Linked DNA regions of Homo sapiens: region 1 is linked to region 2. The links are chromatin loops, found by intact Hi-C in ENCODE. Cell type or tissue: MCF 10A. All regions are shown on one strand. Links, peaks and the distances in the headings refer to the core of each region. The heading gives the core; the rest is flanking DNA.

Evidence for each region. Peaks named below come from ENCODE experiments on the same cell type or tissue, not always from the same donor. Only the 100,000 strongest peaks of a DNase experiment are listed, where the experiment ranks them.
Region 1: it touches region 2 in a loop (8-fold over the local background); 15 of 110 quality-filtered maps call a loop at or near these places.

What each region holds. Positions count from the first base shown.
Region 1 is chr22:35,146,248-35,161,789 of GRCh38, reverse strand. The region is part of intron 4 of LINC01399 (long intergenic non-protein coding RNA 1399); the gene reads left to right. Among named protein-coding and RNA genes, the nearest start is that of LINC01399, 77 kb to the left of the region's middle. RefSeq lists enhancers at 2,727-3,558, 6,448-6,647, 6,633-7,156, 13,047-13,096 and a silencer at 6,620-6,914. In MCF 10A, for the core only: a CTCF peak has its summit at 6,703 (motif pointing right); a DNase peak (open chromatin) is centred at 6,719.
Region 2 is chr22:35,224,857-35,240,398 of GRCh38, reverse strand. LINC01399 (long intergenic non-protein coding RNA 1399) reads left to right here and starts at 9,343. Exons shown (of 6, transcript NR_126356.1): 1 at 9,343-9,401. LOC105373017 (a long non-coding RNA gene) reads left to right here. Exons shown (of 4, transcript XR_938210.3): 4 at 7,508-7,756. In MCF 10A, for the core only: a CTCF peak has its summit at 8,718 (motif pointing right); a DNase peak (open chromatin) is centred at 8,718.

The sequences.
Region 1 (15,542 bases), core at 4,573-9,572, 76 kb after region 2:
TCTGGCAATGCAGGCAGAGGAGCAGCAACCATACTTTACCTGCCCTGGCCTCAGGGTCAGGCCTGCTTACCCACCTTTCCACCCAGCCCACCCTCGCCCCACAGGACCCCGATCCAAGGCCCTCGTGCAGGCCCCTGCACAGCAAAGAATTCTCTTTGCAGCACTTCCCCTGGAGGCTCCCCTTAACTCTCCCACTTGCAGCTCCTTATCCAAAGGTGTAAGTCTTCTTTCTAGTTCTCTCTCCTCTCCCCTTGCTACTGCCTTGGGGTGCCAGGTGAATTCTCTTCTCCCTACCTTTCTCATGGACAGGCAGTCCCAAATTTAAAAACATATTTAGGCCAGGTGTGGTGGCTCATGCCTGTAATCCTAGCACTTTGGGAGGGCAAGGTGGGCGGATCACTTGAGGTCAGGAATTTGAGACCAGCCTGGCCAACATGGTGAAACCCTATGTCTACTAAAAATATAAAAAATTAGCTGGGCGTGGTGGCACGCGCCTGTAGTCCTAGCTACTCGGGAGACTGAGGCAGGAAAATCGCTTGAACCCGGGAGGCGGAGGTTGCAGTGAGCTGAGATCGCGCCACTGCACTCCAGCCTGGGCAACAGAGCGAAACTCCGTCTCAAAAACAAAAACAAAAAATTACCCTGGTGTGGTGGCACGTGCTTGTAATCCCGGCTATTTGGGAGGGTGAGGCATGAGAATCGCTTGAACCTGGGAGGTGGAGGTTGCAGTGAACCAAGATCGTGCCACTGCACTCCAGCCTGGGTGACAGAGTCAGACACTTTCTAAAACAACAACAAAAACATATTTAATATTTTCTCATATTCTTATCTTACTATTTTCTGCTAATGTCTCTATTGCTGATGCTTCCTTCATTCATTCAGAACATATTTATAAAGCACAAAGCACTGGGTGCAGTTTTTCACACCTGTAATCCCAGCACTTTGGGAGACTGAGGCAGGCGGATCACTTGAGGTCAGGAGTTCGAGACCAGCCTGGTCAACTTGGCGAAACCCTGTCTCAACTAAAAATACAAAAAACAGCCAAGCATGGTGGCACATGCCTGTAATCCCAGCTACTCAGTAGGCTGAGGCAGGAGAATCACTTGAACCTGGGAAGCGGAGGTTGTAGTGAGCCGAGATTGCGCCATTGCACTCCAGCCTGGGCGATAGAGTGAGATTCCATCTCAAAAAAAGAAAAAGAAAAAAAGAAAGCACAAACCTTGCTGCTAGACAGGGATTAAAAAGACAAACCATGCAAGCAGAGAAGGGGGACTGCTTTGAGAAATACACAGGAAGTGAAGTCAATACTGGGATGTGGGGAAGAATGGTATTAGGACATCTGCTAACCCACCTTTGAGAAAATTAGAAACTTTGTTGCCATCTGCCAGGAAGTGGTTGTAATAAATAGAAAAATCTATGCTGTCATGAATGGCGGGCTGTCTCAGGCATGTCCTTCTCATGACAGCAAATGGAAGCGTGAGAACAAAATGAGCAGGTGCGTTCTCATGCTTCTGGACAAAGCCCCGTCACAGAGCCCAGAGTCAAGGGTGTGGGGCAGTTACCTGGCAAAGGATATGGATACTTGGAAGGAGGAAGAATTGTTCTGTTACAGAATCGGTTAGCCAGTCTGCTACAGAATATAGGTTTTTTTTTTTTGAGACAGTCTCGCCCTGTCGCCCAGGCTGGAGTGCAATGACGCAATCTCGGCTCACTCCAACCTCCACCTCCCGGGGGAAAGTGATTCTCCTGCTTCAGCCTCCCGAGTAGCTGGGACTACAGGTGTGCACCACCACGCCCAGCTAATTTTTGTATCCTTAGTAGAGACGGGGTTTCACCATATTGGCCAGGCTGCTCTCGAACTCCTGACCTCGTGACCCACCTGCCTCAGCCTCCCAAAGTGCTGGGATTACAGGTGTGAGCCACTGCGCCCAGCTGGTGTTTTTTTTTGTTTGTTTGTTTGTTTGTTTGGTTTTTACTCTGCAAGAGTAGAGTATTTTGGATTTGGGGGCTTATGGGCATCCCACATATCCTAATCTAGGGGTGAGTGGAAGGTCATAGAGCACATTCTCAGGAGGCTTTCCATTCTTACAGAGATGAGCTGGACATGACCCATTTGATAAGTTTGGAAAAGCTGCCTTCTAGTGAGCCGTAACACAGCCATGGACAGGGAGACAGTCATGTGAGCTGTAGAGAGCTGTAGAGAACATTAAAGACCGGAACTAAATATAGCTCTGAATTTATTAGTATTACCAACTACCCCAAAAGCTCCATCCCCAGGGACTGAGATACACAACATCACCTCAGAATCCTTAGCAGAGGCTTCCAGGAGGAGCTCAGATCCCTCTGGAGGGCTTCATAGAATTGTTGCTGCACAGAGTGGAGCTGAGGCTACATTAGGCACCCTCATCTCAGTGCGGCTTCATGCAGGATCTCCACCCCCACCTTGCAGGCGCCCTGGGTCCAAGCCTAGAGGGATGTTGATTTTCCCATGATGGCCCAACACCCCATCCCCAGCTAGTAAATGGCAGGGCCAAAGCTTCAACCTCTGCTCAAGCCACTGCCTGTGAAAAGTTCTGACAACTTCATACAGAGCCTGAGATATGTAAGAGCTCAGGAAATAGCAATTAATATTCTAATAATAATACTTTGTAGATAAATATGAATGAATAACTATTGAGTATCTCCTAGGCTTCACGCACCGTATGAAGCACTTTCCTTGAAGTGACTTTAGCAGCTGGGATTGTCATCCTCATAGATGGGGAAACAGACCAGAGAGGTTAAGTGACTTGTCTAAATCCTCCTCTGGAGGTAAATTTAATTTTAGGAGATGGTTTTGCTAACTTTGGGAAAAATAAACCATGCATTCAGTTTGCTCATGAGACTTTTAGCAATGGCATATTTAGAGGTGAGAGATAATTGGAAATTCTATGGAAAAAAATGGAAAAAGTACTTGGAATAAAATAAAATACCCTTGCCTCAAGTTTTTTACCTGTTGTTTTTTTTTTCCTCGAATGTTATTTCTTTGACAAGGAGTTAGAGCTTTGGGGCCTGCCGCTGACAGGAAGGCTGGTGGAGCCAGACGGAATGTGCAAAGTGTCCTATCTGTCCCTTTAATAACTCTTTGGCCCGGGTGACCTGTCACTATAAGCAAGGGGAAGGGAGAAAAATGAGCCAATTCATTTCTAAATGGCTCTGTAACTCCAGGGTGTTATCGAGCAGAGACAAAGGACACTCCATAATTCTTGGAAAGGGAATCAGGATCTCCGGGAAGCAGGCACAGGCTCCATCTGGTCTGCCGAAGCCTCCTGCCAACCAGGGATCCACGCTCCATAAATACACAGAGAGATAGATCTCCTGGCCCCATTGATTTCCCCTTGCCATTATTGATTGCATTCTTAGATAAGTGGGGACTTTTCGACCAGAACTAAACTCTCTGTATCTTTCTTGGAAGCCTTTGCAATGCCAAGGGTTTGGCTGAGGGAGGAAGTGCTGTCTGCCGTCTTCTCAGAATGCTACCCACCAGCTATGTCCTGGGTAAGAGAAAATAAAGGGCTCTCCCTGGGCCCCTCAGTTTTCCAGAACATGTCAAGTTGGGAGCTCTCCCAAGGGGAGAAGAAAATGGCTTCAACTGACAGAGCCTCTATAGGTGTTCTGTGTGGATGACATCAACTTTGTTTATAATCCCTTCAATTATGAATGCAGAAGGGTAAGTTTGCCCTTGGCAGAATTTCTCAAACTTTAAAATGCAAAGAGGTCCCTTGGCCATCTTGTGTGAAAGCAGCCTCTGATTCAGTAAGTCTGGGGTGGGTCCTGAACTGTGCCTTGCTGACAGGCTCCTGGGTGTGTGGGTGCTGATGCTGCTGGATCTGGGTCCCCACTCAGGTCAACTCTGTACTCTCTCAGGCTGTGCACGTGAGCCTTTGCTATCCTTCAGAGCTGCCTTTAAGTATTAATTCATTCATCAAGCATTTATTAGCTTCTACTGTGTGCCAGGCCCTGTGCTGGGCTCTGGATAGAAGATGAAGGGAACAGAGTGCTCACCTTCAAATTACTTACAGCTGGGTTGGAGACACTACTTTTCCAACAAGCACTGCTAATGCAATGTGATTGCAATGTGATTACGTCCTGAGCAAGGATGGAAGGCCCTGCTGCAGGACCCTTCTCAGGTGAGGGGCAATTAATTCTGCTGGGAGGCCTCAGGGAGGGGGATATTGAAGCTGGGTATTGAAGCATGAGGAGGAGCCTTTCAGATGAGAAAGTGGAGGCAGAGGATATGAGTATGAATGGCTGGAAGTTTGAAAGTTTGGCATTGCCAGGAAAACATGGATGCTAGTTGCAAATGCCCCCAACTAAGAGATGGCTGGCTGGATGTGGAGTGCTGATCTGGCTATCACCACCAGACTCGGAGTCCTTGAGGTCAAGAGCCTCATCTGGCTTATCTCTACTCCCCCAGCTCTGGCAAACGGTGCCCAGAAAATAATTAAACCAAAATGAAGTTGATTTGTTCATTTCTGGCAGAGGTGCTCATTCTTGAGTGTACATCAGAATGCCCTGAAGTGCTTGTTAAAAAGACTTATGGGCCCCACCCTCAGTGCTTCTGACCCCGTAGATCTGGGCTGGGGCCTGGTATTTGCACTTCTAACAAGTTTCCAGGCAATGCTGCTGTTGCAGAACCAGGAACCACCCTTTGTGGACCACCAATCAACATCCAACGTCATTGTTTTCAAGTAATTCCTCCTGAGGGAGGGGAGTGGGTGGTTCACAGAAGGCAATGTGGATTAATGTAGAAAGCATGGCCTTTAAAGCTGCATACACTAGGTTCAATAAAGTTCTGCCATCTGTGTAACCTTGTTTGGATCAGACATTCCATAATACCTACCTTAGGACTCTTTAGTCAAGTTTCAGGTGAGAGAAACCCAGCTCAATAAATAAAAAAGAAATGACTGGGCTGTATAACTCAGAAGTTTGGGTGTCTGGAGTCTGGTGTGCCTGGATCCAGGAAGTCAAATCATGCCCTCGGAACTCCGTCTCTTTCCACCCTTTGGCTAATCTTTCTTCTGTATTGATCCCATTCTCAGGCAGGCACTCTTCCTGTAGCAGCTAGGATGACCAGGTAGCTCCACAATGATATGTTTTGCATAGTTACTGATCCCAGAGAAAAGAGAAAAGAATATCTCCGTTTTCTAGTGTTTTTAGCAAAAGCCCCAGAGATTCCTTTGATTGGCCTGGGCTGGGTCATGTGCCCACTCCTGAACCAATCACTGAACCTGGGGTACGGAGAGCTCTGATTGGCCAAAACTTGGTCACACGGCTATTCCTTGAAAAGTAAGAGAGAGAGAGAGAGAGTGTGTGTGTGTGTGTGTGTGTGTGTGTGTGTGTGTGTGTGTGTGTGTAGGGTATTGTTCAGGCTGGCATGGATGGATGGGATTTTCCTGAAAAGCCGCTCTGTTGCCAGTGTGTGTGTGTGTGTGTGTGTGTGTGTGTGTGTGTGTGTGTGTAGGGTATTGTTCAGGCTGGCATGGATGGATGGGATTTTCCTGAAAAGCCGCTCTGTTGCCAGAAAAATGGGACAAGGAAAGGATGTATGCTGGGCACTTTAAAACTACCTCGCTTTCAAAGTATTCCAAAATCTAGAATCGTCATGTCACCATTTTAGAATTCCTCTCAGTCGGCATGGCTTAATGAGGTTTTTAAAGGACTGATAAGGACTTAAGAGCACCTCACGTTATATACTTAGGAGGACCAGGTAGTGTTTTACATATTTTACACATCAATTCACGTAGTCTTTCTAAGAGCCTTATAAAGTAGGGACTCTTCTTCTTTTTAACAGATCAGGAAACTGAGGCACAGAGAGGTTAAGTAACTTGGCCAAGGTCACAGAGCTAGCGAGTGGTAGAGACCAGCTGCAAACCCAGGCAGTCCAGCTGTCTGTGTGCCTAACCACTATGTCCGCAGCCTGCCTCTTGAGAATTTTGAAATCTTATTACTGGAAAATGCCTTGGAGATGATGTCAGCCAGCACCCCAACCCCTCCTCCCTGTTTATTTATTTATTTATTAACAATTGAGGACCAGAGAGGAGGATTCATTTACTTGAGGTCATGCAACCCAGTAATGGCACAACCAGGATGAGAATTTTTGTCTTTGAATGCTGACCCCAGAGTTGTTCTGCCCCACCATCCCTCTACTGCCTCCTACTGGGTTTTCTGGAAATAGTCGCTGTTCTTAAGCGTGTGCAGGAATCAACTTTCACGGTTCTCCACGACCACCAACCACCTGGAGCACCTTGTCCTTTGCATCCTGAGTACCTGGCCCTGTGTCTAGTAGCTTGTGCAGATACTGTTCCTATATGCAATTTTTTGGTAATACTGAAAGCTTTTCCTCATGTTTTACCCATTCTGACTCTATTTCTTTGGGTTAGATCAAGGGGAAGCTGGGCACACTGGAACCACTGACCACACAAAAGCAGCGTAGATGAGCCCTTGTAAATTGGCAACTGGTCAGCACAGCTCAGAAATTCCATTTTCCTCACCCCTCAAAGTGGGGTCTGAGGATATACAGTAGCAGGATTTGCTGGGAGCTCCTTGGAAATGCAGAATCTCAGGCCCCATCCCCATCGGCTTTTTAACAAGACCGCCAGGTGATTTGTTTGCCCGATAAGAAGTCTCATTGTCAACCTGACTCTTCGCCAGTCCTGGAGAGAGAGGAGAAAGTAGCCACTAGGTGGGGGTATTGCCTGGGCCGAGGACCAAATGGCTGGAGCAGTGGGATGCCTGCGAAGAAGAGGCGCGAGGAGCCAGGAGCGGCTCAGCCAGCCAGGCTTTGAGTTGCAAATGGCACAAATGTTTTGGATTTCAAATAGCATCCCCTCTGTCCGCACCCATGTATTCCCTTACTCCCAGTGGCTCTGGAATGTTTAAAAAAAATTCAAAGTAATCTTAAGGATAAAGATGTCCCCAACAGAGAAGATTCAAAGAAGGTGCCTCAGGCCCTGTAGACATCCTCAAAGCCAGGTTAACTTACCTTGTTGTTGAGGAGACAGAGGGTCCAGGTGGGAGGTGACTGACTTGGAATCCTCTCTGAGGATCTTTGACTACAAAGCCTGTGTCCATTCTGCCTCTGCACCTTGGCTCCAGAAATGTCCTGAGCATGGAGCACCTTGTTAGATTCAGTGTCTAGTTTGTACTGCGGACTTCTTTAAAAAGTGTAGGCACAAAGATCTGAGGCTGTAAAAGTTCTCTCCTTTTGTCCAGAAAAACTTGCTACTGGGCAGTGCAGGTCTAGACATCACACTGTCTCCCAAAGCTTTTTTTATTTTTTAGCTGTCTCTCAGATCAGGGACTGATATTCTTCCAGTCTCTGGCTCTGCCACTCACTGGCTGCATTTCTTGGGACAGGTCACTCAATCTCTCTGAGCCCTTGAGACGGGGATGATAGTGTCTGTCTCTCCGGTTTATTATAAGCATCAAAATCAAATGTCATATAAAGCAAAAGCACCTTCTAAGCTGCAGAGTACTGTAAAAAATGAGGGGCGACTGGGGATTTGGCCATTACGAGGAGATAAAGGGTAATTTTTTGCAGCAGGGTAGATAGCTGTTGACACCAACATCGTCTCAGCTGCAGAGGTCTCCTCTCTGTTTTCCCAGCTCCAGCTTCTGTCCCACTCTCGACACTGTAGCCAGAGTAATTTTTTTTTTTTTTTTTTGAGGTGGAGTCTCATTCTGTTGCCAGGCTGGAGTGCAGTGGTGGGATCTTGGCTCACTGCAACCTCTGCCTCCCGGGTTCAAGCGATTCTCCTGCCTCAGCCTCCTGAGTAGCTGGGACTACAGGCACGTGTCACCATGCCCAGCTAATTTTTGTATTTTTAGTAGAGACGGGGTTTCACCATGTTGGCCAGGATGGTCTCGATCTCTTGACCTCGTGATTTGCCCGCTTCGGCCTCCCAAAGTGCTGAGATCACAGGTGTAAGCCACCGCGCCCGGCCCAGAGTGATATTTTAAAGTAAAAAATCAGTGTATGACTCCACCCACCCCTTAAAACTCTCCAGCAGTTTCCCTTTTCCCTTAAAATTAAACCCAATTCCTTATCTGAGCTGCAAGGCTCTTCTGCTGCCTGCTCCTATGCAGGGGGTCCTGCTTACCCCTCACTCATCCCACCCCCTCTTACTCTCTGTCCCTCATTCCCACCTTAGGATCATTGCATTTGCTGCCCCTGAGCTTGCTTTAGGAGCGCTGGCTCTTTCTTTTCATTCAGACCTCCATTTACCTGTCACCTCCCAAATGAGCCTGTCTTGGGCCATGTGGTCTGAAGTGGCCATCTAGCCAGCCCCTCTCGACACAACACCTTATTGAAATCCTCTGCATAGCACTTCTCATTGTCCAATATTCCACTTGTTTATTAGTCTAGTCTCCACGACTAGAGTGTAATCAGCATTTGAGGGGGGATTTTGTCTGCCTTGCCCACCTTGTCTCCCTAAGGCCTAGAACGAGCAATGCCTGGCACATAGCAGTAGGCACTCCATGAATTTCTGTTGAGTGAATGAATGGCTGAATGAACACATCTACCACCCTGACTGCTGGGAATACTCCAAACCCAGTGGAACACCTAGACCCTTTGCACAGATAGGATACCTGTAGCCACTGTGCTACATGTGCTGCCATCTTGGCCCTTTGCCTTCTGCCTTGAGAGATTGGAGGAATTAGGAGGGGAACACGTGCTTTGTTATGTGAAAACATGCATTTCCTCCGAAGTCCCTTAATTCCTGAGAGTTGGGAGAATAATTAAATCCCATTTAATGATTCAGTGTTATCTCACACTTTGGGTTCTGTTGTAATTATTAAGTAGGATCAAAAATAAAACGTCCAAATATCATAATTAACTTTCAGATCAGAACAGATGTCAGCTTGGGGAGTACTCACACCTCTGGGGCAAGTCTCTTTTTCTTCTTCCTGCAGCTGCCTGCCTGTCCCTCACCTGTGTCTCCCCTCCCTTCATCAACTAGACGTGCATCCTAATGTGGTAGGAGTTATTAAGAAATTATTTTAGGCAGATAGGAAAAGGGGTCCTTGGAAAGTTTTCCTCTCTTAAAGCAGCTCCAGAAACATTTCTTGTCTAGCAGGAAAGCCCCAGCTCTTAGAGCCCACCGGCAACCTTTGATATGCAAATGCAGGCCATTAGAAAGTGGGTCCACCCAACATGGCGATTCCCACTGTTGTCCTCTTGCCCTTGCCCCTACATGTGCCTGGCAACATGGCCGCCCCCATATATCCCCATGTGTGTAGAACATCATGGCGTTCTGCATTTGCATATTAAAAGGGCAGGGTGGGAGGGCCAGTTTTTTCGTGGGCTACATGAATGACACGCCTGGTCAAACCACTCCCCTGAGGCCTATGCAAATCAGACACCATCTTCTCCAGCCTCTTCATATACCCGGCTGATTTCTGCTGCACTTGGGGTCTCCTTTCTCGGCTTTGGAGCCCCCCCATCTCTGTACAGGGGAGCTGCTTCCTTCTGGCTCCTCCTTTCTTTCTTGCCTATCAAACTCTCTGCTCCTTGAAACCACTCCATGTGTAGGCCGGGCGTGGTGGCTCACACCTGTAATCCCAGCACTTTGGGAGGCTGAGGCAGGCGGATCACGAGGTCAGGAGATCGAGACCACCCTGGTTAACATGGTGAAACTCCGTCTCTACTGAAAATAGAAAAAGATTAGCCAGGCGTGGTGGTGGGCGCACCTATAGTCCCAGCTACTCGGGAGGCTGAGGCGGGAGAATGGCATGAACCCAGGAGGCGGAGCTTGCAGCGAGCTGAGATCATGCCACTGCACTCCAGCCTGGGCAACACAGCGAGACTCCATCTCAGAAAAGAAAAAAAAAAGAAAAACCACTCCGTGTGTGTCCATGTCATTTTATCTAATTTGACTCGAGACGAAGAGCCCTGGTGTTCCTCCACTCATCAGAGCCGTGTCACTAATCCTATTTCTCTGCTCATGTGGTCAACATATATTCACTGAGCATTGCTTAGTGATAGACTTTTATGGAGAACAAGAGGGAGAGAGAGAACTCCTCCTCATCCTTCAAAGCTTAGCACAAACTTCACCTCTATTTACTGGCTTCCTGGGTTCTTTTTTTCCCCACTCTGTGGGAGTTGGGTTCTGCCTTATTCCGTATGGGGTTTGCACCCAGTGCTCAGTGGAAGACAGGCTGGACACGTGCATGTCAGTCCCCCCAACCCCACCCATGCCGACTGCACCTTGAGGATCATGCCTGCCTTGTGTCATCATAACCCAGTGCCTACAGCAGAGCCTGGTACTTACTAGGTGCTCAGTAAATATTTACTGGTGAATAAAAGTTCTTATTCATTTCTCTGTCTCTAAGAATGAGTCCATCGTTGGGCTCAGTAAATATCTGGAGAATAAATGAGCAAAGGAGGTATCTTCAGATATGGAGAGAAAGAGGGAGTGAGGCAGGGGAGAGGGAGGGGAGAAGCGGGCCAGGAGGCCAGGAAGGGAAAGGACTAGGGGTCGATGAATCAGCTGGGGCGGCCAAAACAGAGTACCGCACACTAGGCGGCTTAAAGAATAGAAATTCACTTCTCACAGTTCTGGAAGATCATCAGGGCAGCTTTCTTCTGAGACCTCTCTTGGCTGTAGAAGGCTGTCTTCTCCCCGGGTCCCCATGTGGTCTCCCTCCTGTGCGTGTCTGTGTTCTAATCTCCTCTTCTAATAAGGATACCAGGCACGTTGGTTAGTGCGCACTGTCATTACCTCACTCTACCTTAACTACCCCTTTGAAGGCGCTATCTTCAAATACAGTCGCATTCCGAGGTACTGGGATTTAGGGCTTCAACATACGAACTTTCACGGGGACAAAATTTAGCTGCAACTGGGCCCAAGGCCCCTTCTGTTACTATGATGGGGGCGGAAACTGAACCAAAAGACTCTAAGAGAGGAAGGGATAGTGACTTTTAGGCTGCATGGCTGGGGACAGTGATGGTGGCGTCTTCCTCCTCCTTTGGTTTCTCCGCTGCTTCCTCCCACATCTTTGACACTGGACAGTCACGCTGAGCTCGTTTCTGGTCTTGCCACCAGGGGGAGCCAGAGCTCATATTTCTGGCCCCACTGCAGGAAGCCAGACCTGCTGGGGCAAGCCAGGGGCTTCCCACCCGGTCACTGGCACAAATCCAGGACCCCAGTTCAGAGGCAGCAGAGTGGTACAAGCAGCCCTGTCCTGAATGTCTAGAGTCCTGGGTTGGAGGGGACTCCGTGGGTGCAGCGGGTGTCCTGAGGCTTGTCACTTGTCAGCATTTATAAGAGAGTGAAAGATACAGGACTGGGGAAAGGGAAAAGATGAGCCGCGATGCAATTAATGATGTAATAAACAGAAGCTCAGTTCTACCAAGGGAAGAGACTTTGCTTATGGGAAGCCACGACAGCTGGTCAATACATGCCACTGTTCCTTCTCGCCTGTTACGTAAGTTACCACCTTCCCACCATCGAATCAGAGGGCAGGGGACAGATGACATAACCTCCTGCAGTCCCTTCCAGCCCTAGTCCTTGGTGCTGTGAAATTGTGCAGTGTGGAGTTTCTAGTTGCTATAGAGTTGGGACAGACTTTAACTGTCGAAACTTGGGAGAAAGTTGTCCCACATTGTGTTCCTAAATAGACCAGTCACTGGATACAGATATCCCCTTGGGGAAGGGGGCAGGCATGACCTAAGACAAAGCCACTCCCTTCAACCCAGTGCAATTCCAGGAAAGGGGTCATGAGCCATCCCCAATCCTGGCAGCTGGGGGAAAGAAGAGAGAACCCCAATCCTAAAGGAGAGAGCTGGGTAGCACACAAGAGTGTCCACTACATACATTCACCACCTTTGATAGAAAAAGATGATTTGAAGGACTTGGCAAGAAGCCACAGTAAGGAGAATATTATGGCTGTTTTGATCATAGGATGAATATCTATAAGATTTAATAAGATACCAGAGTTGGGATGAGCCTTAGAGTTCATATAGTCCAGAGAGGTCTAGTGGCATGTATATGGCCACCGTCCCAGTCTTGGCCATAGCAGACATCCCCAGTGGAGCACAGCCATTCTCTGAAGAGTCCCGTGTAGCCTCCAAACCCTTCTCAGCATGACCTTCAGGCAGCCAGTCAAACAACACTGACCTGCAGAAGAAAACTTACTCCCTCATTTTCCAGAGGAGGCCCTGCTTAGAGGAGTTGCTTATTCCCCAGCACACAGTCAGTTCTGGAATGAGACCGAACTGGGATGGGACCCCCGGTGTTCTTTGTGACAGTGCCTGTCTCACTGGATACGTGAGTAAGCAGCAGAGACTCAGCTCCATCCTCTTTTTGAACATCTGCCTCACCACACAAGGCCATAGCAGTAGGCCTACTGGATCTGCTGAAGTCCTCGCATGCCCTGCTCTGACGGCCCTGCACAAGGAGCGGGTGGTTTGTACCTGTGCCAATTTCTATCATCCTTTCAGTGGGTTAGCAAGAGCTTAGAGTAATCTGTGGCCGAGGCGCCAGGAGGCCCTTCATTAAGCATTATGAGATAATCCTGATTGTATCAAGGAATCTTTCCCTAACTTGGGAGAAAAGAAATTGACATGCACAAAAAAGGCAGGGGAAACATCCAAAGCTGTCATCGTCTGTCATGCTGCTATTTTTATTCCTCTATGACAGCTGGAGATTATGGCCAGATGTGGTAGCTTGGCAGCCCCCTTGCAGAATGCCAGCTGGAAGGGGGTTAGGGAGCAGGGGGCAGAGCCCCTCTGTTCCACAAATGGGGGGGTGCCCAGAGCTGACAAGTGACAAGCCCCAGGACACCCACTGCACCCACCGAGTCCCCTCCAACCCAGGACTCTAGACATTCAGGACAGGGCTGCTTGTACCACTCTGCTGCTTCTGAACTGGGGTCCTGGGTTTGTGCCAGCGACTGGGTGGGAAGCCCCTGGCTTGCCCCAGCAGGTCTGGCTTCCTGCAGTGGGGCCAGTGCTATCAGCTCTGCCTGCATTCACATCTCCATCTCAGGGTCAGTTTCTAGTGAGCCCAATCCAAGAAGCAAGCTGATTCCTGCATGTCAATGACCTGGGTCACCTGGGTTTCCAGGCTTCCTGTTCACAGACCTTTGAGAGAAGCTGATCAACTGCCTGCACAGCCAGCCAAGGGAAGAGACCTTGCTTAGGAGAAGCCACGACAGCTGGTCAGCAGATGCTGCAGCTCCTTTTCAGCAAAGTTACCTAAGTTAAAACCTTCCCACCATCTAATCAGAGGGCAGGAGACAGATAAAGTATCCTCCTGCAGTCCCTTCCAATCCCAGTCCTTGGCGCTGTGCAATTGTTCAGTGTGGGCTTGTGTGCTGCAGTGTAGACTGGAGACCCAGGTTCTGATTGCTGCTCTGTTACTAACTTGTATGACCAGCGGCAAGTCACTCCGTCTGTCTGAGAAAACGGAAAACTGAAGGGACCAGTTGGATATTTGGCTTGAAAACTCACCTGCAGCCCCTCCACAATTGCTTCCCCGCAGTTCCCCATCACTTGTTCTTACTTAATCTTACTTCACTGCCCAATATGTAGAGGAGATTGCGGGGGAGCTGCTCTGCTCCATGAGGGATGGCTGGCCTGGAGTCTGACCTACTTGTCCTACGTAATCCTGCCTGAAGATGCCCCCAAAAGCCCTCTGAGGAGCAGGGTTTAAAGATTATTGACCAGGCTGGGTGCGGTGGCTCACGCCTGTAATCCTAGCATTTTGGGAGGCCAAGGCGGGTGGATCATCTGAGATCAGGAGTTCGAGACCAGCCTGGCCAACATGGTAAAACCTGACTCTACTAAAAATACAAAAATAACCCAGGCAATTCTCCAGGCTCAGGCAGGAGAATCGCTTGAACCCATGGGGCACGGTGGGGAGGCTGCAGTGAGCCGAGTTTGTGCCACTTCACTCCAGCCTGGGTGAAAGAGCGAAACTCTGTCTCAAAAACAAACAAACAAACAAAAGATTATTGACCAGAGGGTCTTCAAGTCCCTCCAGTATATACTCCTGTATTAGCTTCCTATGCCACTCAAAACTTGGTGGATTAAAACAACAGAAATTTATTTTCTCATAGCTTTGGAGGCCAGAGTCTGAAATCAAGGTGCCGGCAGGGTTGTGCTCCCTCCGGAGGCTCTGGGGAGACAGCATTCTGTGCCTCTCTCCTAGTTTCTGGTGGCTGCTGGCGACTTTGATGCTTCTGGGCTAAGTGGCCGCAACATTTCAATCTCTGCCTCCATCTTCATATTGTCTTCTCTTCTGTGTGTCTGTCTGAAATCTTTAGATTTGGGGCCCACCAGGATAATCCAGGATAATCTCCTCTTCTCAAGATCCTCTACTTAATAACATTTGCACAACCCCTATTTTCAAATAAGGTGCATCTACAAGTTCCAGGGATTTGGTATCTTCTGGGGGCCATTTTCCAGCCTGCCACACCTAATAGGGGTGGAGTGAGTCATTCCTGGGAGGCCAAGCTGCTGGCGGGAGACATAGCCTATTGTTAGGGCTTCCTAGGCCAATCCAGCATGAGAGCTGGGGGCAGTCTGGGTGGAGGTCAGCTGTGTGGTCAGAGTGGGTCTTGTCTTCCTTCCCTGCCTTCATCCCTCTCCCTGCTTCTCCTGCACCCTCTGAAGAAGAGCTATGTTGTGCATCCCTCAATTTTCCTAAAATGGGATTCCAAAGACAAAATGGTCCAGAGACAGTTCTGGTTGGGGGGGCCCAGTCTGGGTCACCATTCGCCTGCCAGTCACGGTCACTTGCAAGTTTGTCCCCAAAGCTCAGCTCCCTTTTTGACACGCGTTATGAATTCAGCTCATTTCTGGATCATGGCCCTTCTGGGGAATAATAGAACATAAAGAAACCTCTTTCTAAAGTTTCAACACTTTTCATAAATCAATAGTCTAGTCAAAAGTCAATGTTCTTTTTTGGCATTAACTTTTATATCAGTCAGAGTTTGGTTAGAAAAACAGGAACCTCTCTGCGTTCCAGGCATGAAGGTTATAGGGGCTTATGGGACTGCGGGAAACGGGGGCTGACAGAATGGCTGGAAGATCCGGGGTGTCAGAGGTTAGAGGAGCTGCTGCCAAAATCCAGGGACATTGACACGGCCAGGAACCTGGGCCTGAAGTATTGAAGCTGGTGGTTCTCACAAGCCTGCAGGAAGTTGCTGCAACGCTTGAGGATCTCTAGAAGCTCCTTCCAAGTGCTTTGGTTGGAAGCAGCAAAACCAGCAGTTCCCAAGCAGCTACTCTTTGAGAATGATGGCTTCTCCTTCACTTCCGCCTTTCAAATCTTGTGCCAGTTCCCCTCAGTGACAGACTCAAACCCAGAACCACATGGGCAAAGAGATGCTGGAAAATGTGATTTGTAGGTTCCTAACTGGGGAGAGAGTGGGGGATGCTGAGTTGGAAACACACAATTCAGTGTGGTTTTCAAATGATTTTGCGTTTTCCAAAACCTGCCTCTCCCTTTTCTTTCTTTGAAAAGAGGACCTCAGTAGCCAGGGGATGGGTAAGGAGC
Region 2 (15,542 bases), core at 6,757-11,756:
TAGCTAGACAGAAAAGTTCTCCAAGTCCCCACCCGACCCAGAAGCCCAGCCGGCTTCACCTCTCAAAATGACATATAATCTTGGGAGTTCTAGGGCCCTGCCCACCACCAGTCCCTCTCCACACTACTATAGCTGATGCTTTCTGGAAAGTACCACCTCCTGGCAGGAGGCCAACCAGCACAAAAATAGATCATTAAACCATCAAAGCTAAGGACCCCCGCAGAGTCCATTGCACCTTCTGCCACCTCCACTGGAACAGGTGCTAGTATACATGGCTGAGAGACCCATAGATGGTTCACATCACAGGACTCTGTGCAGACAGCCCTCAGTCCCAGCCTAGAGCTGGGTAGACTCGCTAGGTGGCTAGACCCAGAAGAGAGGCAGCAATCACTGCAGTTCAGCTTACAGGAAGCCACATGCACAGGAAAAGTGGGAGAGTACTACATCAAGGGAACACCCCATGGGACAAAAAAGTCTGAGCAACAGCCTTCAGCCCTAGACCTTCCCTCTGACAGAGCCTACCCAAATGAGAAGGAACCAGAAAACCAACCCTGGTAATATGACAAAACAAGGCTCATCGACACCCCCCACTAAAATCACACTAGTTCACCAGCAATGGATCCAAACCAAGAGGAAATCCCTGATTTATCTGAAAAACAATTCAGGAAGTTAGCTATTAAGCTAATCGGGGAGGGACCAGAGAAAGGCAAAGCCCAATGCAAGGAAATCTAAAAAGTGATACAAGAAGTGAAGGGAGAAATATTCAAGGAAATAGATAGCCTAAAGAAAAAAACAGTAAAAAAATCAGGAAACTTTGGACATACTTTTAGAAATGCAAAATGCTCTAGAAAGTCTCAGCAATATAACTGAACAAGTAGAAGAAAGAAATTCAGAGCTTGAAGACAAGGTCTTCAAATTAACCCAATCCAACAAAGACAAAGAAAAAATAATAAGAAAATATGAACAAAGCCTCCAAGAAGTCTGGGATTGTGTTAAAGGACCAAACCTAAGAATAATCAGTGTTCCTGAGGATGAAGACAATTCTAAAAGCTTGGAAAACATATTTGGGGGAATAATCAAGGAAAACTTCCCTGGCCTTGCTAGAGACCTAGACATGCAAATACAAGAAGCACAAAGAACACCTGGGAAATTCATCACAAAAAGATCTTCGCCTAGGCACATTGTCATCAGATTATCCCAAGTTAAGACAAAGGAAAGAATCTTAAGAGCTGTGAGACAGAAGCACCGGGTAACTTATAAAGGAAAACCTGTCAGATAAACAGCAGATTTTTCAGCAGAAACTCTACAAGGTAGAAGGGATTGGGGCCCTATCTTCAGCCTTCTTAAACAAATTATCAGCCAAGAATTTTGTATCCAGTGAAACTAAGTATCATATATGAAGGACAGATACAGTCATTTTCAGACAAACAAATGCTGAGAGAATTCATCATAACCAAACCACCACTACAAGAACTGCTAAAAGGAGCTCTAAATCTTGAAACAAATCCTGGAAACACATCAAAACAGAACCTCTTTAAAGCATAAATCACACAGGACCTATAAAACAAAAATAGAAGTTTAAAAAGCACAACCGAAAAACAAACCCAAAGTATGCAGGCAACAAAGAGCATGATGCATGCAATGGTACCTCATATTTCAATACTAACATTGAATGTAAATGGCCTAAATACTCCACTTAAAAGATACAGAACCACAGAATGGATAAGAACTCACCAATTAACTATCTGCTGCCTTTAGGAGACTCACGTAACTCATAAGGACTCACGTAAACTTAAAGTAAAGGGGTGGAAAAAGGCATTTCATGCGAATGGACACCAAAAGCAAGCAGGAGTGGCTATTCTTATATCAGACAAAACAAACTTTAAAGCAACAGCGGTTAAAAGAGACAAAGAGGACATTATATAATGGTAAAAGGCCTTGTCCAACAGGAAAATATCACAATCCTATATGTATATGCATCTAACACTAGAGGTCCCAAATTTATAAAACAATTATTAATAGACCTAAGAAATGAGGTAGATAACAATACAATAAAAGTGGGGAATTTCAGTACTCCACTGACAGCACTAGATAGGTCATCAAGATAGAAAGTCAATAAAGAAACAATGGATTTAAACTATATCTTGGAACAAATGGATGTAACAGACATATACAGAACATGTCATCCAACAACTGCAGAATACACATTCTATTCAACAGCACATAGAACTTTCTCCAAGTTAGGCCATATGATAGGCCATAAAATGAGCCTCAGTAAATTTAAGAAAATTGAAATTATATCAAGCACTGTCTCAGACCACAGTGGAATAAAACTGTAAATCAAATCCAAAAGGAACCTTCAAAACCATGCAAATACATGGAAATTAAATAACCTGCTCCTGAATGAGCATTGGGTCAAAAACAAAATAAAAATGGAAATTTAAAACTTCTTCGAACTGAATGACAGTGATGACACAACCTATCAAAACCTCTGGGATACGGCTAAGGCAGTGCTAAGAGGAAAGTTCATAGCCCTAAATGCCTACATCAAAAAGTCTGAAAGAGCACAAAGAGACAATCTAAGGTCACACCTCAAGGAACTAGAGAAACAAGAAAAAACCAAACCCAAACCCAGCAGAAGAAAGGAAATAACCAAGATCAGAGCAGAACTAAATGAAATTGAAACAAACAAAAAATACAAAAGAGAAATGAAACAAAAAGCTGATTCTTTGAAAAGATAAATAAAATTGATAGACCATTAGCAAGATTACCTAAGAAAAGAAGAGAGAAAATCCAAATAACCTCACTGAGAAACGAAACAGGAGATATTACAACTGACACCACAGAAATACAAAAGATCATTCAAGGCTACTATGAACACCTTTACATGCATAAACTAGAAAATCTAGAAGGGATGGATAAATTCCTGGAGAAATACAACCCTCTTAGCTTAAATCAGGAAAAATTAGATACCCTGAACAGCCAATAACAAGCAGCAAGATTGAAACAGTAATTAAAAAATTACCAACAAAAAGAAGTCCAGGACCAGGTGGATTCACAGCAGAATTCTACCAGACATTCAAAGAAGAATTGATACCAATCCTTTTGATACCATTTCACAAGACAGAGAAAGAAGGGACCCTCCCTAATTCATTCTATGCAGCCAGCATCACCCTAGTACCAAAATCAAGAAAAGACACAACCAAAAAAGAAAACTACAGACTGAGATCCTTGATTGACATAGATGCTAGAATCCTTAACAAAATACTAGCTAACTGAATCTAACAACATATCAAAAAGATAATCCACTGTGATCAAGTGGGTTTCATACCAGGGATGCAGGGATGGTTTAACATATGCAAGTCAATAAATGTGATACACCACATTAACAGAATTAAAAACAAAAATCACATGATCATCTCAACAGATGCAGAAAAAGCATTCAACAAAATCCAGCATCCCTTTATGATTAAAACCCTCAGCAAAATCGGCATGCAAAGGCTTAATGTAATAAAAGCCATCTATGACAAACCCACAGCCAACATAATACTGAATAGGGAAAAGTTGAAAGCATTCCCTCTGAGAACAGGAACAAGACAAGGATGCCCACCTTCACCACTCCTCTTCAACATAGTACTGGAAGTCCTAGCCAGAGCAATTGGACAAGAGAAAGAAATAAAGGGCATCCAGATTGGTAAGGAGGAAGTCAAACTGTTGCTGTTTGCTAACGATATCATCAGTTACCTTGAAAACCCTAAGGGCTCCTCCAGAAAGCTCCTAGAACTGATGAAAGAATTCAGCAAAGTTTCCAATACAAGATTAATGTACACAAATCAGTAGCTCTTCTATACACCAACAGCGACCAAGCAGAGAATCAAATCAAGAACTCAACCCCTTTTACAATAGCTGAAAAGAAAGAATAAAATACTTAGGAATGAAAGACCTCTACAAGGAAAACTACACAACACTGCTGAAATAAATCATAGATAACACAAACAAATGGAAACATATCCCATGCTCATGGATGGGTAGAATCAATATTGTGAAAATGATCATACTGCCAAAAGCAATCTACAAATTCAACACAATCCCCATCAAAATACCACCATCATTCTTCACAGAGTTAGAAAAAAAATTCTAAAATTCATATGGAACCAAAAAGAGCCCACATAGCCAAAGCAAGACTAAGCAAAAAGAACAAATCTGGAGGCATCACACTACCTGATTTCAAACTATACTGTAAGGCCATAGTCACCAAAACAGTGGGGTACTTGTGCAAAAATAGGCACATAGACCAATGGAACAGAATAGAGAACCCAGAAATAAACCCAAATACTTACAGCCAACTGATCTTTGACAAAGCAAACAAGAACCTAAAGTTGGAAAAGGACAGACTTTTCAACAAATTGTGCTGGGATCATTGGCAAGCCACATGTAGGAGAATGAAACTGGATACTCATCTCCCACCTTATACAAAAATCAACTCAAGATGGATTAAGGACTTAAACCTAAGACCTGAAACTATAAAAATTCTAGAAGATACTTCAATAAAGGTGTCAAAATGTCAAAAAAGGGACTCAGATTAAATTTCTAGAGATGAAAGCTACAATGCCTGACATGAAAAATGCACTAAATGGAATTAATAGCCATTTAGACACTGAAGAAGAAAAGTTTTTTTTTTTTAGATATAGCAATAGAAACCATCCAAAATGAAACATAGAAGAAAGACCCCTAAATGAAGAATTTTAGTGAGCTGTGGGACAATTTTAATTTTAACGTAAATGTAATTTGAGTACCTGGATGAGGAGAAAGACTTGAGTGTGTAGTTGCTTCATGGCGTCAATGGTGTACTTAAGTGTGCTTTTGTGGTGGCTGGTAATAGTTTTTCGTTTCCATATTTAGCCCTCCCTTAAGGATCTCTTGTAAGGCAGGTCTGATGGTAACCTAGGAAATACCATTCTAGACATAAGCCCTGGCAAAGATTCCATGACAAAGACACCTAAAGCAATTGCAATAAAACCAAAAATGGATAAATGGAAGCTAATTAAACTAAAGGGCTTCTGCATAACCTACAGAATAGGAGAAAATATTTGCAAACTATGCATCCAACAAGGGTCTAATAACCAGAATCTATAAGGAACTTAAACAAATTAACAAGCGAAAACCAAACAACCCCATTAAAAAATGGGCAAAGGACATGAACAGACAGTTTTCAAAAGAAGATGTAACACACAGCCAACAAGCATATGAAAAAATGCTCAATATCATTAATCATTAGAGAAATGCAAATCAAAACCACAGTGAGATACTATCTCACACCCGTCAGAATGACTAATTAAAAAGCCAAAAACTAACAGATGCTGGCAAGGTTGCAGAGAAAAGGGAATGCTTATACACTGCTGGTGGGAGCGTAAATTAGTTCAGCCACTGTGGAAAGCAATTTGGAGATTTCTCAAAGAACTTAAAACAGAACTACCATTTGACGCAGCAATCTCATTACTGGGTATATACCTGTAGGAGTATAAATCATTCTACTATAAAGGTACATGTACGTATATGTTCATTACAGCATTCATTATCACAATAGCAAAGACGTGGAATCAACTTAGGTGCCCATCAATGGTAAATTGGATAAAGAAAATGTAGTACGTTTATACCATGGAATACTACACAGCCACAAAAATAACAAAATCATGTTTTTTTGCAGCAGCAGCATGGATGGAGCAAGAGGTCATTATCCTGAGAAAATCAACACAGGAACAGAAAACCAAATGCCGCATGTTCTCACTTACAAGTGGGAGCTAAACAATGAGTGCACATGGACTCAAAGAAGGGAACAGTAGACACTGGGGCCTATTTGAAGGTGTAGGGTAGGAAGAGGGTGAGGATCAAATAACTACCTATTGTGTACTATGCTTATTACCTGGGTGATGAAGTAATCTGTACACCAAACCCCTGTGACACACAATTTACCCATGTAACAATCATGCACATGTACCCTAAACCTAAAATAAAAGTTGGAAGGAAAAATAGAGAACGAATACTAAAAAAAATTTGCAGAAATAATGGGTCAAAAATTTCCAAACCCTCAAACGTAAAAACTGCATCAAGGTATATCATAATCTAATTGCTTAAAACCAATGATGAAGAGAAAATCTCAAAAAGCAGCCACAGTAAAAAGATCTATGTGTAGAAAAGAGTGAAGACTGCTGTCCTTAGAAAAGGCTACTTGTGGGTTTGGTCCTTGGCTGGTGTCTGGGAACTTGGATTCCAAGAGACAAGTTTTGTTTCCCTCTTTCCTTCTGTCTGAAGGCTGATAACTCTATTGCAATGACCAAGGATTCAGGGAATGTTAATTCTGAAGTTCTCCATTCCCTGGACCCAAGCACAGTCTCTCCTATAGAAGCCTGTTCAAATGGCAACAGCTCTGAGCCCTCACTTAATTTACTCAGAAGGGGTCCAGCTTTCTCTAGTTCCCCAAATTTTCCCAGGTGCCCAGAGGTTCTTGCGCAGTCTCAGGATTTGGCTTTCATTCTGCCTCTCCTTGCCTGAAGAACCCTTCCCTGATGACCTTGTGATTTTCAGAATATCTGCAGTGATATGGCTCCAGCAGAGCTGCCCACCTCCTGTGAGCACAGCTTCACCTTCCTCAGCTCTTTGCTTATGCTTAGTCAGGGGAGTCACCTGGCAAGCACATGATCACATGACAAACATGGTCCCCAAGTGTCCCAGGAGCTCTTCAGTGATGAGTTCCTTGAGGATGGACACCATATCTTGTCTCCAAGGCATGACCACAGTGCCAGGTGGCTGGACCATGAATGGGTTATGATGGATCAGAATTCTCTGAGGACAGAATTCTCAGGGTTGATTCCTGGTTACTTGTCCAGGCTCCTATCATCATGCCCCTTAATTCCCAGCTATCCATCCCAGGGCAAACTTCCTCCCAGGGTCTGTCCTGTCCTTTCAGCAATTGGGCTCCAGTTGAGGCTACCCCAGTCCATAAGGTGTATTTTAATAATTTAAACTTCAGAGGGGAGGGATCAGAGTTCTCTTCCCTCTTCTCTTTGGAGGAACTTATCATATGTAAAACTACGGTTGCAAATAAATAAGTAAAAAGCAAATGGTGTGATGAGGGAGGGTTGATATCCCATTACTTTCCTGCTGGTCTTTCAATTCCAGTTGCTTGCTTAGGGTCAGCTGTTTGTAAATGCTTGTTGAATGAATAAAATAGAGGAGGTTAAGATGATTAGGCTCTGTGTCTCCACCCAAATCTCATCTTGACCTGTACCCCCCAGGTGTTGAGGGAGGAATCTGGTCGGATTGAAAGGAGGTAACAGTGGAATGCCATGCACGATCTCGGATTTTCTTTTGGGTAGATGACATTATTGGGACAAGTTGGTAAAATCTAAATAAGGTTTGCAGGGTAGATAATAGTATTGAATTTATGCCAAATTCCTGATTTTGATAAGTGAATTGCAGTTATATAAGGGAATGTCCTTCTTTTTAGGAACTATGTACTGAAGATTTGGGGGCAAAAGAGGACCACATCTGCAACTAACTGGAGATGGTTCAGAAGATGATGCACACACACTCAAGCATATCGAGAGAGAAAGGGGCAGAGGACACAGAAGGCCCTGAGTTTAATGTGCATGTTTTGGGGAATTTGGAAGAAGAGCCCCTGATAATTCATCCTTCATTATTCTTGCAACTTTTCTCTAAATCTGAAATTATATTAAAATATAAAGTTAGAAGAAAACATGAAGAGTACTCACTTAGTATTCATTCATCTCACACCGACATTGTACCCTCTCCAGACATTGATCCATGAAGTGACTTTTCCTGTGATGGGCCATGAGCCAGGGATGTGCTGGGGGGAATGGGGAGATGAATAAACTCCCACCTCACTCTTTAGGGGTCTGTGGAATGGTGGATGAGACAGACACACCTTGTCTCTACCCTGCACCGTGTAACTGGGCCTTGCGTGGTCCTTTGTGAGTGTGTAGTAAGGGTAATTTCTTCAGAAGAGTTCATGAAGAAGCAGAAAATATGGCCAGGTGAATACATTTTCCTTAAAAAATAACTTACATGGTGAAACCCCGTCTCTACTAAAAATACAAAAATTAGCCAGGCGTGGTGGCAGGCGCCTGTAGTCCCAGCTACTCGGGAGGCTGAGGCAGGAGAATCGCTTGAACCTGGGAGATGGAGGTTGCAGTAAGCCGAGATCGCGCCACTGCACTCAGCCTGGGCAACAGAGAGACTCTGTCTCAATAATAATAATAATAATAATAATAATAATAAAAATTACACATCAAAGTGCCCTTTGTATAAAGCACTTATAAGTGAGTCTATTTAAAATTAATTTTAGAGACATCATAAAAGTGAGTCATCTCATTTAATTTTTACAACCATCCTCTGAAGTAGGTACTTACTTAATCTCATTATGACACAACTTATTTGCAGTAAAGGAAACAAACGTGGAAAGGTTAAGTTACCTGCCCCAAATCAAGGAACTACAAGGAACTGTCCATCTGGACGCTGAGCTCTAAGCTTCTAATAATAATTGCACACCTCTAGGGTTAGGAAGGGCAGGTCTATGGGCTGATGAGAAAGTGTCTAGGAAGCCGATGGCCAAATTTACCTGCTTGGCTTTACGCTGCCTGCGTGGGTGTGTCCAAAGCTCAGAGCTCCTTGAGGCCTTCCTCTGTGGGTCCGCTAGAGGGCGCTGTTGGCCCAGTTCAGAAGTATGTTTTTGCCCTTGAATTCAGGTGTGGTCAGGGAAGGAATTGCTGTAAAAGCTAAAGAAGCTTAAGCTTCAGGACTTCTCACCTGTACAGACCCCTTCTGCTTTTGTACCTAACTTTGCATTTATAATTTCGTATCATTTTCCCATAAGAGGGCTTCCTGAATAAGTTGCGGGCTCCTCAAATCTGTAGTCCCCTTTCTTATGTCAATACTTTGGTAACTCAGCCTGGGGGACTGGGACATTGAGCGTCTTGAGCATCATGAAGTGTAAATTTCCAGGGCATCTGGCTGTCCGTCTTCCGGCTGTGGACTCCCGGAGAGCAGGGGCTCTGCCCTGTTTGACTTGGACTGTCTGCTATGTAGAACAAGCTGTTTGTAAATGTTTGTTGAAAGAATGAAATAAAGGAGGTTGAGATGGTTAGGCTCTGTGTCCCCACCCAAACCTCATCTTGACCTGTACTCCCCAGGTGTTGAGGGAGGAACCAGGTGGGAGGTGATTGGATCATGAGGGCGGTTCCCCCCATGCCGTTCTCGTGATAGTGAGTGAGTTCTCACGAGATCTGATGGTTTTATAAGGGGCTCCTCCCCCTTCACTTCCTTCACAAGCGTCCTCTCCTGCTGCCGTGTGAGATATGGCTGCTTCCCGTTCTGCCATGATGGTAAGTTTACTGAGGCCTCCCCAGCCACGTGGAACTGTGAGTCAATTAAATCTCTTTTCTTTATAAATTACCCAGTCTCAGGCAGTTATTTAGAGTCGTGTGAAATGGACCAATACAGAGGTAAACAGCCCCCCCAGCACCACTGCCGCTGCTTTAATCTTCTCTTTGGGTCTCAGTTCCCCAACTTTAAAGGTGGGGGCAGGCATTGGATTAGAGTTCATCTCTAAGTCTCTTTTCAGTCAGATGTTTACTCTAGGATTTGCTCCCTGTCCATCCCTTTCTCAACTCTACCACCTGTCATTTCATTTTATTTCTCTAGTTCTGTCCTCCTCTCCAGCCCATGCCCTCACATGGCTAGAGCCTCCTTGGCTCTGCTAACACCTTTAGGTGCTGGGATTACATGCATGAGCCACAGAATCTGGCCATGGTATAGAACATTTTTACCACCCCAGAAAGCTTCCCATGCCCCATTTCTTCTCCAGTCTTTGGCTTCTGGCAACTACTGATCTGTTCCCTGGCACTGTGCTTTGCCTTTTCTAGAATTTCATATACATGGAATCCTACAGAAAGTAGTCTTCTGTGTCTGCCTGCTTTCATTCAGCATAACGTTTTTGTGATTCATCCAGGTTCCGTCATGCATCTGTCATTCATTTCTTCTTGTTACTGACTAGTATTCTATTGTATGGGTATACCATAATTTACCTACCAGTTGATGAACAAGGCACCAGAATGAAAATGGTCCGAGTTTGAATTTAGACTCTGCTATGCGTTGCCTGTATGATCCTGAGCAAACTGTGTAGCTTCTCTAAGCCTCACACTTCTCAGCTGTACAGTAGGGACAGTAACACCTTCCCCTAAGGTTGCTGAGAGGATTAGATGAGCTCAGCCCTGAGGAACACCTCGCTGTGTGTCTGGTACTCAATAGCTGGTTGTTATCAAGGATGTATTGAACTGTCTGAACCAGGTGGGGGCATATTCTGCTCTACTCTTATCTTTCTTACAATATCGTAGGCAGATCCTTGAGATTTTTGGTCATTTGCAGCTAAGTACTTCAATCTGGTTTTTCATTTAATGCTCCTCTTTCCCACCCTCCCGCTCAGGCTTGACCCAGCCCCAGAGACCTGCGCCGGGAGAGGGATGGGAAAGGTTGGGAGCAATGGGCAGGATGCTAGCTGTTTCTCAGGGTGCCTGTGTGGGTTCTTCAGAGGTCCTCGTGAAGAGCTCTTGTGGGAGCCCTGACCACCCCATTAGCCCCCATCGTTGCCAGGGGGAGCCCACAGCTTCTTGCCACTCAAGTCTCCTTGGGTAATGATTAGGATCTTTGGACGTGGAAATTGCTCAAGTCTTGGTCCTTCAGTGGTGTTCTCTCCGCCTGTGGGAGACTCACGCATCTTTGCCATGCTATAGTGGGAGTGCCTGCTGCTGCACCTCCACCCCCTACCCTGTGCCTCGCTCCAGGTCTTTTCTCCCCTGTTCTGTTAGACTTAAGGGGCAGATCAGAGAGTCTGCTGCAGAAACACAGATCTAGGGTCCTTTTCTTTCAGGCAGCCCCTAGCAGATGCTGGGATGTGGGCAATGTCTCCTACCTACATTCCTTGTCTCTGCTAAAGTGCTCACTGGCTAACCTCCAGGGCAGCCCCTGTATCTCTTTGCCTGAGGGCGTTCTACAGTGGCCAGGCCCCGGGCCAGAGTAGTGGGCCTAAGTACCAGGAAATTAACACCACAGCAGCAGCCCTCCATGATGACTGGTGAGTGTTGGCGTGTATTAATAAATGCCCAGGTCCCTTGCCCCCTGGTGGGATGACTCTGAAAGTCGTCTTCCTCACTAGCTCCCAGTGTTTCACAGCAGGATGAATTCCCTCTCATCCACAGTGGTCACTTCTCAATAACCACACCCTTTTCACTGCCGTTCTTTCTCCAGCTCTTTCTTATTCCCCTCCTGGAGTTTCCTTGGATAATCTCTCAAGTTAGTCACGTGTCCTTGGATTCTTGCCTCAAGGTCTCCTTCTGGGGAACCCAAACGATGCCATAGCCCTAATCTTTGCAAATGACTTTCTTGAAGTTGGCTTGGGTGGGAGCCAGGGCCGTACAGCAGGAAACGAAAAGACACAGCGCTCTCCCCATATTTCAAATACTCCCTTGTCTAGTGAGTCCTCTGGAATTCCTCCAGGTCTTTTGCTGATAAAGGTTGGAGGGGCTTGGGAAGGGGTGATGGCTGTGGGGCAGAGGTACTTCTGTCCTTTCTTGGCTCATCTTGCATGGCTATGTCACTGTGCTTTTTAGAATGTGAGAGGATTTCATGCCCATTGTCCCTAGTTTGGGGGTTTATGCAGAATTTTGGGACAACAGGGAAAACCTGTTTTCTTAGCACAATGCACAGCATTTACATATTAGTCTGCTCAGGCTGCCCTAATGAAATATCATAGACAGTGTGGCTTAAATAACAGACATTGATTTCTCACAGTTCTGGAGGCTGGAAGTCTGAGATCAGGGTGCAGTGTGGTAGGGTCTGGTGAGGACCCTTTTCCAGGCTTGCAGAAAGCTGCCTTCTCACTGTGTCCTCACAAGACAGAGGGAGAGCGCTGATGTCTGTTTCTCTTCTTATAAGGGCACTAATCCCATCACGAGGACCCCACCCTCATGACCTCATTAAGCCTAATTATCTCCCAAAGGCCCTAGCCCCAAATACAGTCTCACTGGGAGTTAAGGCTTCAATATAAGAATTCGGGGGAAAACAATACGGTCTGAAGCAGCTTATTGACATGATGATGATGCACCTCTGATTTTACCACTGAAACCTGTTTCTCCTGCTGTATTCCTTATGTTGGGGAAGACATTCTTTCCTCCCTGACTTCCTCCTCCCCTCATGTCTGGTTAGGCATAAAGTGTTGTCAATTCTACCACCTCCTAAGTATTAAGTACTTCCTCTCCGCTGTCCTCCACAACTTCTCTAGGCCAGGCTCTCATGCCTCATATTGGTCAGGATTGAGTTTCATGTGTGTCCCTGTGAAGAGACCACCAAACAGGCTTTGTGTGAGCAATAAAGCTTTTTAATCACCTGGGTGCAGGTGGGCTGAGTCCGAAAAGAGAGTCAGCAAAGGGAGATAGGGGTGGGGCCGTTTTATAGGAGTGGAGTAGGTAGTGGAAAATTACAGTCAAAGGGGGTTGTTCTCTGTCTGGCAGGGGTGGGGGTCACAAGGTGCTCAGTGGGGGAGCTTTTGAGCCAGGATGAGCCAGGAGAAGGAATTTCACAAGGTAATGTCATCAGTTAAGGCAGGTATAGGCCATTTTCACTTCTTTTGTCATTCTTCAGTTACTTCAGGCCATCTGGATATGTATGTGCAGTCTTGGGCCCAGAGGCCTGACATTGAGTAACAGAAAACAGCTCCATTGCTTACAAAGGTGAAGGGTGTATTATTACATGCAAAAGGAAGTCTGGGGCAGGCAGTCCAGAACTGGAACAAATGCCCAAAAATGTCATCAGGGACCCTGGTGCCTCCTCCTGTTTCTACTCCAGTATCCTCAGTGTTGGCACTGGTTCTTGTGGTCACAGGGTAGTTGCTGCTTCTCCAGGCGTCACTTCCTCATTCCAGGCCATAACTCCTAATTGAGAGCCTTTGTCTTTTTTACTGGGGAGGGGCTCGAGTGAGTGTGCAGGGGCAGGGGGTGTGCAGATGGCTTAGAGTAGCCAGTTCCCGGGATTTGCTACATCATGTCTTACCATAGCTGCCTCCTAACTGATCTTTCTGCCTCCATTCTCACCGGTACATTCTTGTTGACAGCATGTCCCTCTAGGGGCAATAAGAAACCATTATACCTAGCAAATCAATGATAAGACAAATGGTAACCATAATACCAATGGGAAGTACTTATTAGATGTGTAAATTGCATGCGGAACATTTAGTGCTTAAAGGGATACTCATGAAAGCCACTTTGTTATTATTTCACTCTGTCCCTCTAATGCTGGCTGGAGGATGGCTGTCCTTTCCCTGTCCTTGGATGAAAACTCTGCTCATCTCCATGACTCTGTCTGTCACTGGAGGCAAGACAAAGCCCTATGGTCAGTGGGAGTTGCAAAACAGAACCTGAGTCTCTTCCCAAGGTAACACTCCTCCTTCCCCCATCCAGCTGGGACTAGCTGCAGACAGGACACTGGCTTTGGGAAGGGGGATAGCCCTTTTCTCTTTTTCACTAAGATCTGCTGTTTCTGATTCCTTTTGCTGTGGAGTATTGGGTAGAGAAGTGTGGAAAGAAGGAAAGTGGGTCAGCACAGTTCTTATGTGCCTGTTAACAGCATCCTATGGCTTCATGATCTTTGGCTTGGTATGAGATGGGAGCTGACTGTCCGCCAGGCACTTGGGTTTTCTGGAGATTCCCTTGCTGCCCTTAACTCCCATCCTGTGCCCCTGGGCACTGCTGCCCCACCAACTGCTGGATTTTCCAGAACCCACTCACACAGACGCAGAGACCTTCTCAGTTGGTTGAGATCCCCTGACTACACACTCAGGGGCTGCCCCTGAGATGAACATTTCATGTACAAATGGTATATTCAGGAGGTGCTCCCAGGAGAAAGCTGTGAGCAAATTGGGCCAGAAGGAAAGGGAAGGGAGAGAAGCCAAGCAAGGCAGTGACTTCAGGTGAAGCCCCAGCTTCAGTCTGATTCTGTGGGCAGCTCTGCAGTATATATTAGACCTTAGAGTTCGTTCCGACTCAGCAAGGTTGCTGGCCTTTCATGTTCCCACACTACACGGTTGTTGGCTCAGGACTGCACCCAGGGGCCTGTGAAGGTGCCCAAGGGCCGGCTTCCAGAGACACTCAGCGGGTGCAGCCTTTAGAAGCAAAGGCACACAGGACCCAGTAAGAATCATAAAAAGGCCAGGCACGGTGGCTCATGCCTGTAATCCCAGCACTTTTGGAGGATGAGGTAGGTGGATCACTTGAGGTCAGGAGTTTGAGACCAGCCTGGCCGCCATGGTGAAACCCCGTCTCTACTAAAAATACAAAAATTAGCTGGGCATGGTGGCACACGCCTGTAATCCCAGCTACTCGGGAGGCTGAGGCAGGAGAATTGCTTGAACCTGAGAGGTGGAGGCTGCAGTAAGCCAAGTTTGCACCAGTGCACTCCAGCCTGGGTGATACAGCAAGACTCCATAGACCCCCACCTCAAAAAGAAAAAAAAAAGAATAATAAAAAAGTACAAGTAGAGCACCTACAGTGTCCCCAGCATCATGCTTACTGGACTCTGGGGGCTGTTTATCTTATTGTCCAAACTTGTTTTTCCAGTGACCAGCTCCTCCTGTTTGTCTGACCCTAACTTTCCACCTTTAAAACTCCTGTCTGAGAAGCTGAGGCCAGCTGCAGTGGGAAGAAAAGGGTACATGGAGAGTGTCACTTTTTCTGAGGGCACCGCTATTCACCCCCCATCCTACCCCCCATTCTTCCAACATCCATCACAACTCATCACCATTCACATAAACTTTGACACACACTTTGTGTATTTCCATAATGTTGTCAGCTGCCCATAGAGCATTGAGAATATATTTCCCCATTCTAGAGTGTTGGTAACTCAATGTATAGCAATTTATTCCACAAACACAGACAGTAACTCAACTGGTGAGAGGAGAAAAAATAAAAAAAGGATGCTACCAAACCACCACTGTCTCAGCACTGGAAATCAAAATGGTAATGCATGGAATAGATTTCTGCAAGTAATAGGCTTGGTCGGCAGAAGTGTGAGCTGAATTAAATGCCTTCTAAGTAAATCTCAGCGTGAGTTATCTGTTCACTCAGACATGCACGCATGGAGACTGGAGTCTGTGTGGACAGACGGCACATGCTGTAACTTCCATTATCCCACACTGAGATTCTTTGTGAGTAGCCACAGTCAAAGGAACTGGATATTTCCTGATCACTGTGACAGGTGGCTACAAGTGTGAGGAGAGGCATTCATTCATTCCTTTATTAATTCATTCATTCTTCAAGCCTTTGTGAGGCCCCAGATGTGCCAAACATTGTGTGGGGCATTGAAGGTGCAGAGATACAGGGGTGAATCAGACAAGGTCCCTGTCCTGTGGACTCAAAGTCTGATGGTGGGGACAGAGCAGCAGACAGTTCAGGTAGTGAATGTTAGCATGCTGCAAA